Linked DNA regions of Homo sapiens: region 2 is linked to region 1. The links are chromatin contacts, found by Hi-C or POLR2A ChIA-PET in ENCODE. All regions are on one chromosome and are shown on one strand. Each heading gives the region's core, a stretch centred on a gene start or an enhancer-like site at or near the end of the contact. The rest is flanking DNA. Distances are from core to core; before and after follow the strand shown. Region 1 has its middle 21 kb from the start of APOBEC3H. Region 2 overlaps LOC105373032 (a long non-coding RNA gene).

The links. A loop is a pair of places that touch in the nucleus more often than their neighbours do. ChIA-PET counts read pairs that join two places held with the same protein, here RNA polymerase II (POLR2A). Pooled maps may share reads with other maps.
Region 2: a loop to region 1 is called in a map of spleen, with 6 times the contacts of the local background. The contact joins two enhancer-like sites. A Hi-C loop is called at or near these places in 5 of 168 maps with a recorded cell type or tissue (Calu3, HCT116, Right ventricle myocardium superior and 2 more), 5 of 37 single-sample maps with no recorded cell type and 19 of 50 pooled maps. POLR2A ChIA-PET finds 5 or more read pairs at or near these places in 2 of 52 experiments (OCI-LY7 and activated CD8-positive, alpha-beta T cell).

The regions. Positions count from the first base shown.
Region 1 is chr22:39,115,520-39,121,931 of GRCh38, forward strand. It overlaps the pseudogene COX5BP7. Among named protein-coding and RNA genes, the nearest start is that of APOBEC3H, 21 kb to the left of the region's middle. RefSeq lists enhancers at 2,222-2,321, 2,332-2,481. Within about 2 kb of position 2,537, at least 7 of the 41 ENCODE cell types and tissues checked have a DNase peak (open chromatin) inside an H3K27ac peak, as active enhancers do; they include spleen, where a contact is called at or near this core.
Region 2 is chr22:38,924,313-38,930,724 of GRCh38, forward strand. It overlaps LOC105373032 (a long non-coding RNA gene), which reads left to right. Exons shown (of 3, transcript XR_938256.2): 3 at 1-2,147. Among named protein-coding and RNA genes, the nearest start is that of APOBEC3A, 30 kb to the right of the region's middle. Within about 2 kb of position 3,484, at least 18 of the 41 ENCODE cell types and tissues checked have a DNase peak (open chromatin) inside an H3K27ac peak, as active enhancers do; they include spleen, where a contact is called at or near this core.

The DNA.
Region 1 (6,412 bases), core at 1,287-3,786:
ATGAGGCTGAGGCAGGAGAATCGCTCGAATCCAGAAGGCGGAGGTTGCAGTGAGCAGATATCATGCCACTGCATTCCAGCCTGGAGGACAGAATGAAACTCAGTCTCAAAATAATAATAATAATAGAAGACCGCTTTGCAGGGCTGCTTCTGTTTGCAGGAGCAGCCATCTCAAAATATATCAGAGAAGGATATTTTGATTACCTTTACTAGCCTTTCAGGTCTCAGAAGCAGATAGATGATGATGGATAGATGGATGGATAGATGAATGGATGGATGGATAGATAGATAGGTAGATATGAGGACTAAGCTCTGCTTTTTTTTTTTTTTTAATCTTGCCCAAATTCCTATCTAAGGGGTCTGGGGAGTCATGCCCTATAAACCATAAATTCTCATCAGATGAGTTTTATTTAACCCTCTGTTTCATGACTTACTTTCCAATATGATCGCTGAAGGGGTTCACCTTGCCCACTGCCTAGACAGAGCTGATTTATATCAAGACACAGCAATTGCAATAGAGAAAGAGTAATTCACGCAGAGCAGGCTGTGCAGGAGACTGGAATTTTATTATTACTCAAATCAGTCTCACGGAAAACTTGGGGATCAGAGGTGGTTTTTTGTTTTTTGGTTTTTGGTTTTTTCTAGAAGGAGACTTGCTGTCATCCAGACTGGAGTGTTACCGGTGGTGACAGTCTAGCACCTTTTAAAGGTCTGATAGGAAACATTTGTCATCTCTTGTCTCTAAGGGCAGCCACTATGAGACTTCAAAAGAGACTTGGTCTTCACAGTCTTTTATTTTATTTTATTTTATTTATTTTTGAGACACAGTCTAGTTTTGTCACCCAGGCTAGAGTGCAGTGGACCTCTGCTCACTGCAACCTCCCGCCTCCTGGGTTTGAGAGATTCTCCTGCCTCAGCCTCCCGAGTGGCTGGGATTACAGGCGTGCCACCATGCCTGGCTGATTTTTATATTTTTAGTAGAGATGGGGTTTCGCTGTATTGGTCAGGCTGGTCTCAAACTCCTGACCTCAGGTGATCCATCCGCCTCGGCCTCCCAAAGTGCTAGGATTACAGGTGTGAGCCACTGTGCCCAGCCACAATCTTTTATCTTAACCTCAACATTTTCTTTCTGTTGATCCCAGGTCTTTAGACAAACTAAACCGACTGTCAAGCAGAAAATGTTTAAATTTACCTATAGCCTGGAAGCCCCCTGACTTCGAATTGTCCTGCCTTTCTGGACCAAACCAATATATGTCTCGAATGTATTTGATTGATGTCTCATGCCTTCTTAAATATATATAAAACCAAGTTGCACCCCAGCCACCTTGGGCACATGTTCTCAGGACCTCCTGAAGGCTGTGTCATGGGCCATGCTTACTCATATTTGGCTCAGAATAAATCTATTCAAATATTTTATAGAGTTTGACTCTTTTCGTTGACAGATAGACAGACAGATACTGGCATAGGAATAGACAGGCAAATCTAAGACTTTTAATCTCTCTCTTTTTTTTTTTTTTTTTTTGAGATAGCATCTCACTCTGTCACCCAGGCTAGAGTGCAGTGGCGCGATCTCGGCTCACTGCAACCTCCGCCTCCCGGATTCAAGTGATTCTCCTGCCTCAGCCTCCCGAGTAGCTGGGATTACATGCGCTCGCCACCATGCCCAGCTAATTTTTGTATTTTTAGTAGAAACGGGGTTTCACCATGTTGGCCAGGCTGGTCTAGAACTCCTGACTTGAGGTGATCTACCTGCCTCAGCCTCCCACAGTGCTGGGATTACAGACGTGAGCCATCATGCCCGGCCTTGATCTCTTAATTAAAACATCAATTTGCTGGAATAACAGGATGTATTTTTCTTTTATCATGCAGGACGGAGATGAGTAAAATCTCAGTAATCCTCTTCAGGGTTGACACAGCCCCCTTTTTTAAGTATTTAAGTGCTTAAGGAATATACAAAGATGTTGATTACAACATTATTACCAGGAAATATGGCTATCAATTAGAACCGAAGGCTTCTTCTCAAAGGTTAAGACTATTTTCATATTGAGGTAGTTCAGCAGGGCTGGTTTCACAAGTTACAGATCACAAGGACCCCCTGATAAAACAGGATGCGGTAAAGAGGCCCGGACCAAACCTGCCAAAACCTCTGATCATCCTCACCGCTCATTATATGCTAATTAAAATTAATTCTTGTGCTAAAAGACGCTACCGCTACCACCAGTGACTTGACAGTTTTACAAATGCCATGGCAACATCTATACATTACCCTGTATGGTCCGAAACGGGAAAGAGTCCTCAGTTCGGGGAATCCCCCACCCGCTGCCCAGAAAATTCATGAGTAATTGAATGAATAACTGTTGATAACCTTCAAGTCATGTTCAACAGTAAGCAGGCTTCCAAAGCAATCCACCTTGGGAGCTGTAACCCAGCCTATGCTATAACAACCATAAGATGTTGGTTACTTATTTTCTTCTCTGTTCTTTTCTTCCTCCACATGTGGTCATTGAAGTAGAGGGTGTTCACCAATTCACTAGTAATTGATTAACGTCACATTCTGCCCCCTGGAGGCTGCCTGCAAGATTCATGAACTTGTTTTGCTTCTGAAGAATGAAGATCCTGAGGTCATGCGACCTCCTTGGCGATGTCCAGAAGTTTGATTGACGAAGGGACGCAAACAGCTTTGATCATGGGGGAATCTCACCTCCCGCCCTACCCACCTTACAAAGGAAGGTCAGATTCGAGAGTTTGGGTCTCCCATCCTCAGGCCGTGGCCAAATTGAATAAACCTTTCTCTGCTCCTAAGCGCCCACATGTCAGTGCTTGGCTTACAGCGTGTCAGGTACTCAAACCTACCCTTTGGGGTTCTGCAACAGTCTTTTGACTCGATGGTAACATTGCGTCTCCAACTAAAGAATCTTATCATAAATTTCTCAAATGATTGATGTACTGATCAGTGTGTAACCTGCAGACACTAAATAGGACACTGATTTCTTTTAAGGTGAGCTGAAGTCTGAAGTTCGACTGATTGTCTTGTGTGTAGGCATTCTTATCCTGTATGATGTCATCTGTACCCCATGATGGTGATGGTAACCTCTGTGTTGTACCCTCTAAGGAAAGGAGTCCCCCTCCATTGTTTTTTGTTGTTGTTGTTGTTGTTTTTGAGATATATTTTTGCTCATGACACCCAGGCTGTGGTACTGTGGCACAATCTCGGCTCACCGCAACCTCCACCTCCTGGGTTCAAGCGATTTTCCTGCCTCAGCCTCCCAAGTAGCTGGGATTACAGGCATGCACCACCATGCCTGGCTAATTTTTTTTTTTTTTTTTTTGTATTTTTAGTAGCGACAGGGTTTCACCATGTTGGTCAAGTTGGTCTCAAACTCCTGACCTCAGGTGATCCACCCACCTCGGCCTCCCAAATTGTTGGGATTACAGGCATGAGCCACTGCGCCCAGCTCCCCCTTCCTTCTTTTAAACTTTCCTAAAAAAAACCTTGTGACAGACTCTGAAATACCCCCAACCTTGTTGGTGTGTCTTCCTGGGTCGATCATCACATTTGGCTTCCAATAAACCTTTATCAAATTATTTCTGCCTCAATAGCCTTAATTTCGGTGGACACTCTGGACTGCTTAATAAATGGTGCTGGCACAACTGGCTATCCATCTGGAAGAAAATTGAGTCCTTTTTCATACCATATGCAAAAATAAATTCCAGATGGCTCAGAGCTTCAATGTAAAAAATTAAAATCTTAGAAAAAAATCCAGAAGACATGTACAAAACAGAAATTAGGAAAATCCTTATAATTAAAAGAGAGAATCCAGAGACCTTCAACAAAAATATAGATCTATTTGATTACATAAAATCTAAAATGTCTGTATGGGAAAAGATACAAATAGACAACTAGGCCAGGCATGGTGGCTCACACCTGTAATCCTAACACTTTAGGAAGCCAAGGCAGGCGGATCGCTTGAGGTCAGGAGTTTCAGACCAGCCTGGTCAACATGGTGATACCCCATCTCTACTAAAAATACAAAAATTAGCCAGGTGTGGTGGCGTGTGCCTGTAATCCCAGCTACTCGGGAAGCTGAAGCAGGAGAATCACTTGAACCCGGGAGGCAGAGGTTGCAATGAGCCAAGACTATCCCACTACACTCCAGCTTGGGCAACTCTGTCTCAAAAAAAAAAAAAAAAAATCTGCATGTGACTTTTTTTTTTTTTAAATAGTTAGGGTCTCACTATGTTGGCCAGGCTGGTCTAGAACTCCTGGGCTCAAATAATCCTCCTGCCTCGCCCTCCCAAAGATGTGGGATTACAGGCATAAGCCACCATGCCTGGCCTTTTTTCTTTTCTTTCTTTCTTTCTTTCTTTCTTTTTTTTTTTTTTTGAGAAGGAATTTCACTCTTGTTGCCCAGGTTGAAGTGCAATGGTGCGATCTCTGCTCACCACAACCTCTGCCTCCTGGGTTCAAGCGATTCTCCTGCCTCAGCCTCCTGAGTATCTGGGATTACAGGCATGCGCCACCAAGCCCGGCTAATTTTGTATTTTTAGCAGAGACGGGGTTTCTCCATGTTGGTCAGGCTGGTCTCAAACTCCTGACCTCAGGTGATCCACTCACCTCGCCTTCCCAAAGTGCTGGGATTACAGGCATGAGCCACCGCGCCCGGCCCTTTCTTCTTTTTTTTTTAATGGGAGAAGGAGCCAATGCAATGGCTACTCTTTATTGGAAAGAAGAAACTTTGCAGCACATTTTGGGTAACTTGGTGCAGGTGCTCAGTACGTCAGCTGGCGGGGCACCAGCTTGTAATGGGTTCCATAGCTGGGGCATCACTGGGTCTCGCCTTTGTGCAGCCCAAAGCAGGTGATGGTACTGTTGTCCTCTACGCAGATGCAGCCCACTCTTCTCTTGTTGGTGATGGAGAGGACTAAATTAGGGTCTTCTTTGGTGCCTGAAGCTGCCTTTAGGGGTAGTATATTATATGGGTCCGGTCCCTTCCTTGCAGCCATGATGACCTCCCTCTCCAACGCAGTTGCCTGCTTGTCATCAGTAGTGCGATGCTGTTTGCAGGGTAAATAAATTGGAAATAAAGTGAATTCCCACTGGTGGATGAATGTGTAATTTATGGTACATTCACACCATTGACTAGTATGCAGCCAAAATTTCTACAAGAAATTATTGAGAAAAGGGACAGAATGATGTGTATAATCATGTGTGATGGTTAATACTAAGAGTCAACTTGATGGGATTGAAGGATGTAAAGTACTGATCCTGGGTGTGTCTGTAAGGGTGCTGCCAAAGGAGATTAACATTTGAGTCAGTGGGCTGGGAAAGGCAGACCCACCTTTAATCTGGGTGGGCACCATTTAATCAGCTGCCAGTGAGGCCAGAATATAAAGCAGGCAGAATAACGTGAAAAGTCCAGACTGGCTTAGCCTCTTAGCCTACATCTTTCTCTCATGCTGGATGCTTCCTGCCCTCGAACATCAGACTCCAAGTTCTTCAGCTTTGGGACTTGGACTGGCTTTCTTACTCTTTAGCTTGCAGATGGACTATTGTGGGACCTTGTGATTGTGTGAGTTAATACTCCTTAATAAACTCCCCTTTAGATAGATAGATAGATAGATAGATAGATAGATAGATCTTATTAGATAGATAGATAGATCGACAGATAGATAGATAGATCCTATTAGTTCTGGCCCTCTAGAGAATCCTAATACATCACGTGATGTTGTTTTTATAAAACAATGAAAAAACCTACATATGCTCATGCACAAGTACCTATGTTCCTTTGAAATTCTATGATCATGGAGAATATTTCTTGTATTCCAAGATCATTTACATGAGTTATCTGAAGAGCCGTGTGAAGTGGGAGAGAAGAAACAAGGGATGTGGGGAGCAGGGAGCAGTAAACCAAAAAGAAGGCCGGGCAAGGTGGCTCACATGTATAATCCCAGCACTTTGGGAGGCTGAGGCGGGTGGAGGTCAGGAGTTTGAGACCAGTCTGGCCAAGATGGTGAAACCCTATCTCTACTAAAAATACAAAAATTAGCCGGGTGTGGTGGTGCACGCCTGTAATCCCAGCTACTCAGGAGGCTGAGGCAGGAGAATTGCTTGAACCCGGGTGGTGGAGGTTGCAGTGAGCCAAGATGGCACCACTGCACTCCAGCCTGGGTGACAGAGTGAGACTCCGTCTCAAAAAAAAGAAAAGAAAGAAAGAAAGGAAGAAAGAAAAAAGCCAAAATGAAATAAACTGCATTCAAAAAAAGAAATTATACACAATATATTTTCATTTGTTCATTTAAGTGAGAGAGAGAAAGAGATTGTGTGTGTGTGTGTGTGCGTGTGTGTAATATAGAGAAATTCTTAGTGGTCAGTAAAACAACAACATATTTAGGTAGGATGATGTAAAAAGTCA
Region 2 (6,412 bases), core at 2,234-4,733, 190 kb before region 1:
AGGCTGAAAAGCTGTGCCAATATTGAGCTCATCCAGAATTAGACGAAGTTTGTATTCTTTTTATTACTTCCTTTAACCCTGAATCAGGGTCCAGAAGCATTTTGTTGACCATTAACTCTTCTCTGTGAATAAAGCAGCATGAGGAACAACCTCTTTTATTCACAGAGCAAAGCTCTTCGCTGCTCAGCCACAGCGGCTTCAACTCTGGCACGGGTCCTGAAGTGCCATTTCTAGCACATGACTCACAAAGTAAATAATCTGTAAATGAAAAGCCTCTTATCATACTTTGGCACGAAAAACAAAGCGACAAGCCAGGCAGCATTTTTCCCTCATATTTGAACCCCACATGCACCAAGGGCTGTTTTATGCCTTGCACATGAGGAGTTTGGTTTGCTCAAAAGCAAAGTATTGGCTAACATGTGTGTGCACTAGTAATTGCATTTCTGCTTTGTGTGCTCTGTTATCTGATAGAGGAGCTTTGTCAATATCCTTTGGATCTCTCTCCAAGCACAGTCTTCATTATGATCTGTGAGCTGATTTACGGTCTTCTTGGCAATTTTACGACTGATATCTAGGTGCATTTGCTAAGAGGACAGCAATTTAGAATGATGTTTCTGTAGCTTTAGTCTCCTCCGCACCTTTAATAAGAAGAATAATCAATTTTACATTAGAAAGTTATTTTGTGCTTATTCTGGAAAAATGGAATTGGTTGCTTTTTCTAAAGATAATGAGAAACACTTTTTATGGCTCCAGACTACTATATATCAGCATTTTCATTTTAACAGTAATATATCGAGGACTAGGGGCAAATGGATTGCTTGTCCAATAAATGAAATGTTCAAGTATTCCTCACTGAACTTAGACTCACAATTTTCATTTATGGTTGCATGTGTAAAATCACCACTCAAGAACTTGTTTGTCCTTGAATATATAGTTTTGTATTTCCATAGTTATATTGCAGAACCATTTACTCATTATGTTTACAGTGCCCTTCTGAGGATTTATGCTGCCATTTTCATCATTACTTTGCATTTTATAGAACCTCTTTTTAGTCATTGATCCATTTTGGTGAATTGGAGATACAGTGTGACATATCTACTACAATAACCATGAAAATTAAAAAATAACAGACATAAACTATAACTTGCAAGCGAGAAGCCCTATGTGAATATGATTTATTAATACTTTGTTTTAAGTCTCTTTCCCCTGGTTCTCACCTATTGAAGCTTTTTGCTTTTCTGTCAGCCAAGAGGTGCCAGGTAGGTAAGGAGCATACTGGGTAACTGTGTACTCCGTGCCCAGGCCTACTCATGCCTCTGTGGGCTGGGCACTGATGCAAACTTCTGCCAGGCATGGCCCTCTTAAGTGGACAGGGGATAGAAAAATAACCTAGAAATGATGACAAATGTGGCTTCTTTCCAATGATCACATCTCTTCCCTTTTCCTTGGCTTACTTATTGGTTCAGACCTTCACAAAGAAGTTGACCAAGTGCAGTGACAGGATGATGTGCTGGTCATCATCCTGTCGCTACACTGAAACATCCCTTTCTCCCTTTTTGGGCCCATGGTGGAGTCAGGCTTTCCCGCATCATTGAGGTTAGGTGTGAACACGTGATTTGCTTTGGCCAATGAAATGGGAGTGAAAGTGACACATCCCTGCCAGGTACAAGCTTTAACGGCCAGGGAACAACGTGCGTCATCACTGCCTTGACCCTGTGGTCAATGTTCCAGACAGGGGTCTGTGTCAGCCTGTGTCCCTTAGTGAGGACTGGGTATAGACTGCCCCTCTCCACTTCATGGATATTTAACTTAAGCAAGAAAAAGGCTTCATGAACTTAGGCCACTGAGATCATGGAGGTTTGTTCCTGTAGCATAACCCAGCCTCTTCTGTCCAAAACAAGTGGGTACACAAATCCAAAAAGGACAGAAATCCCTTTGCCCAGTTCCCTTCCTGAGAGCTGACACTGACTGGCACCCAGCCTCAGCCCCAAGCCCAGGGCCCTCGTTTATAGACACTCATCTGTGTCCAAGTTTTGTTCTTCTAGTTGCCATTCTTCCATTTTCTCTTTGCCAGTAACACACAAAAAATGAGAGATTTTCTCAGTATTGGTATGGATTTTCAATTAACAACAACAAAAACAACAAAATACTCCCAATATAATAATTCTTTTTTTTTTTTTTTGAAACAGGTTTTCGCTCTGGTCACCCAGGCTGGAGTGCAGTGGTGTGAACTCAGCTCACTGCAACCTCTGCCTCCCAGATTCAAGTGATTCTCCTGCCTCAGCCTCCCAAGTAGCTGGGATTACAGATGTGTACCACCACACCTGGCTAATTTTTGTATTTTTAGTAGAGACGGCGTTTCGCCATGTTGGCCAGGCTGGTCTCGAACTCCTGACCTCAGGCGATCTACCTGCCTCGGCCTTCCAAAGCGCTGGGATTACAGGTGTGAGCCACTGCGCCCAGCCTCCCAATAGGAGTGTTTAAAAACACTCATTTTTAAAAACGAGGCCGGGCGTGGTGGCTCACACCTGTAATCCCAGCACTTTGGGAGGCTGAGACGGGCGGATCACCCGAGGTCAGGAGTTCAAGATCAGTCTGGCCAACATGGCGAAACTCTGTCTCTACTAAAAATACAAAAATGAGCCGGGCGTGGTGGCAGGTGCCTGTAATCCCAGCTACTCAGGAGGCTGAGTCAGGAGAATCGCTTGAACCCAGGAGGCAGACGTTGCAGTGAGCCGTGATCACACCACTGCACTCCACTGTGGGCGACAGAGTGAGACTCTGTCTCAAAAATAAATAAATAAATAGAAACTAGAGTGTTGGGTCTAAGGGCGACAGTGGTAATTAAAACACAAAGATCAACGCACTGTTCAAAGATTCCCAGTGCGCGGCGCTGCTAGAGTCGCTGAGTCCTCACAACCCCGGCTCGTGGCGCGAGCCTGGTGCCACCCGGGCGGTGGTGGGAGTGTCGCGGCCCGGGGTGGGTGGGATTCAGGCTGCCGGGGGCGGGGGGGGGGGTTGCCGCAGAGGGGGCTGGGGAGGGCGGCACCCCCCCATTGCCCGTCCTGGGCCCTGCGTCCCCTGGCGGGCTGCGGCCAGAGCAGATGGCAGCACCGGCGCTGGAGGTGGCAGATCCCCGGGGAATGAGCAGCGGGATAGATCACTGGCTGCAGGGCAGGGGGCGCTGTGAGTCGCCCTGGCCGAGCTGTCGGAGAGGAGATTACTTAGCAGCTGGTAGTGAAAGGAGACGCCTGGGCAGATTGGAGCAGAACGGAGACTCAAAGCCGGGACTGGGGTGCCTGTTCTCACAGTCACTGACCCCCACCTGTTCGAAGACTGGCAAGATTCTGTGAATATGGGGGAGGAAGAGCCAATGATTCCCAGCAGAAGACGCAAGATTCTCCAGTGTCATAAACTGGATAGTATATGCAGAGTATGTGGAAAATGCTAGCTGGGTTGTTCCCCAAGCAATGCAAACACCATCGTCCCTTCCCTCCAAACCATGCCTTGTTTGTACCAAGGACTGCACAGAACTTGGAGTGTCACCGAGTGACAGAAAAAGGACCCAACACGGCGCAACCGCTCAGCCCGAGAGGCGGGTGTATTGTCGTCAACCAACATCTGAATGACGCTTGCAAACTGAATTTGCCGTGCAGGGTTTCCAACAGCAGGCATGTTTTCCAGATGCTTTGAAATCCTCTTTTAAAAAAGTGAATAAGAGGCCAGGCGCAGTGGCTCACACCTGTAATCCCAGCACTTTGGGAGGCCGAGGCGGGCAGATCACGAGGTCAGGAGTTCGAGACCTGTTTGACCAACATGGTGAAACCCTGTCTCTACTAAAAACACAAAAATTAGCCAGGTGTAGTGGCCCGCGCCTGTAATTCCAGCTACTCAAGGGGCTGAGGTAGAAGAATTGCTTGAACCTGGGAGGCAGAGGTTGCAGTGAGCCGAGATCATACCACTGCACTCCAGCCTGTGTGACAGAGTGAGATTCTGTCTCAAAATAAAATAAAATAAAAAAGTATACAAGGCTGGCTGAAGTGGCTCATGCCTGTAATCCCAGCCCATTGGGAGGCCGAGATGGGTGGATCACCTGAGGTCAGGAGTTCGAGACCAGCCTGGCCAACATGAGGAAACCCTGTCGCTACTGAAAATACAAACGATTAGCCAGGTGTGGTCGTGGCACCTGTAATTCCAGCTACTTGGGAGGCTGAGGCAGGAGAATTGCTTGAACCCAGGAGGGAGAGGTTGCAGTGAGCTGAGATCGTGCCACTGCACTCCAGCCTGGGCAACAAGAGCTAAACTCCATCTCAAAAAAAAAAGTAAAAAAAAGTACAATATTTTAATAAGCCAAAAGCCACCTTTTTTTTTTTTTTTTTTTTTTTTTTTTGAGACAGAGTCTTGCTCTGTCGCTGAGTCTGGAGAGCAATGGCATGATCTCGGCTCACTGCAACCTCCGTCTCCCGGGTACAAGCAGTTCTCCTGCCTCAGCCTCCCAAGTAGCTTGGATTACAGGCACCTGCCATCATGCCTGGCTAATTTTTGTATTTTTGTAGAGACGGGGTTTCGGCATGTTGGCCAGGCTGGTCTTGAACTCTTGACCTCAGGTGATCCATCCACCTTGGCCTTCCAAAGTGCTGGGATTACAGGCATGAGCCACCGCACCCAGCCACCACCTTCTTTTTTATACATCTTAACTGTGCCTCTCTTCCTTGTATTTTGTGGGTGTCATTTGTCTTTTCACAGCATTCAAATGTTTCTGTCTATTTGACATCAGTCTGTGGTTTATTTGTAGCCTTAAAAGTCAGATCTGGCCAGGCGTGGTGGCTTATGCCTGTAATCCCAGCACTTTGGGAGGCTCAGGCAGGCAGATCATGAGGTCAGAAGATCGAGACCATCCTAGCCAACATGGTGAAATCCCGTCTCTACTAAAAATACAAAAATTAGCTGGGCATGGTGGCACATGCCTGTAATCCCAACTACTCAGGAGGCTGAGGCAGGAGAATTGCTTGAACCGGGGAGTTGGAGACCTGGCAACAGAGTGAGACTCCGTCTCAAAAAAAAAAAAAAAAAAAAATCAGATCCACTTACTCTGAGATATTTTCCCCCATAACTTGTTTTTTCTTTCACAGTGCTGATGTGTTCAACAACATCTGAATAGTGGGAATTGGTGAAAAAGATCATTCTTGGACCCAAAGAAATTTTACATCCATTCCAAAACTTGTTTTATATAATTATAATTTTAATTTATAAATTTTAGATTTGGGCTAGTTTTGTATTGTCCAATAATTATTTTGACAAACGATTTACTTTGCTTTCTCAGGAATTTGTCAACTCATTTGTCTCATTTTTTTCTTTAAAAGTTTTTTTTTTAATTAAAGACTTTTTTTCAAAAGCAGTTTTAGGTTCACAGAAAAATTTGAAGATGCAGAGATTTCCCATATGTTCCCTGCCCCACACATGCAGAGCAGCAGTTTTTAATTTTAATCAAGTCCAGCTCATCAATTATTCCTTTCGTGGGTCAGGCCTTTGGTTATTGTATTTACAAAGTCATTGTCATAACCAAACTCATTTAGGTTTCTTCCTATGTTATCTTTGAGGAGTTTTATACTTTTGCATTTTACAATTAGATCTATGATCCTTTTTGAGTTAGTTTTTATAAATGGTGTAAGGTCTGTATCTAGAATCACTTTTTCTTTTCCATATGGATGTCCAGTTGTTCCATCACCATTTATTGGGCCAGGTATGGTGGCTTACACCTGTAATCCCAGCACTTTGGGAGGCCGAGGTGGGCAGATCACCCGAGGTCAGGAGTTCAAGACCAGCCTGGCCAACATGGTGAAACCCTGTCTCTACTAAAAATACAAAAATTATCCAGGCGCGGTGGTGGGTGCCTGTAATTCCAGCTACTGGAGAGGTTAAGGCGGGAGAATTGCTTGAACCTGGGAGGTGGAGTTTGCAGTGAGCCGAGATCGTGCCACTGCACTCCAGCCTGGGCGACAGAGTGAGACCCTGTCTCAAAAAAAAAAAAAAAAGAGGATCTTTGTGTCTTAGTCTATTTGTATTGCTATAAAAGAATTCTCGAGGCAGGGTAATTTATAAAGAAAAGAAGTTTATTTGGCTCATGGTTCTGCAGTCTGCAGGCTATACAGTAAGCATGGTGCCAGCATCTGCATCTGGGGAGGGCCTCAGGCTGCTTCCACTCAGGGTAGAAGGCAAAGGGGAGCAGGTATCACATGGCAAGAGGGGAAGGAAGAGAGAGAGAGGAGGAAGGTGTCAAGCTTTTTTAAACAATCAGCTCTCGAGGAATGAATAGAACAAGAACTCATTCACTACCTCAAGAACAGCAGCAGGTTTTTGAGGAGGGATCTACTCCCATGACCCAAACACCTCGCACTAGGCCCCAACTCCA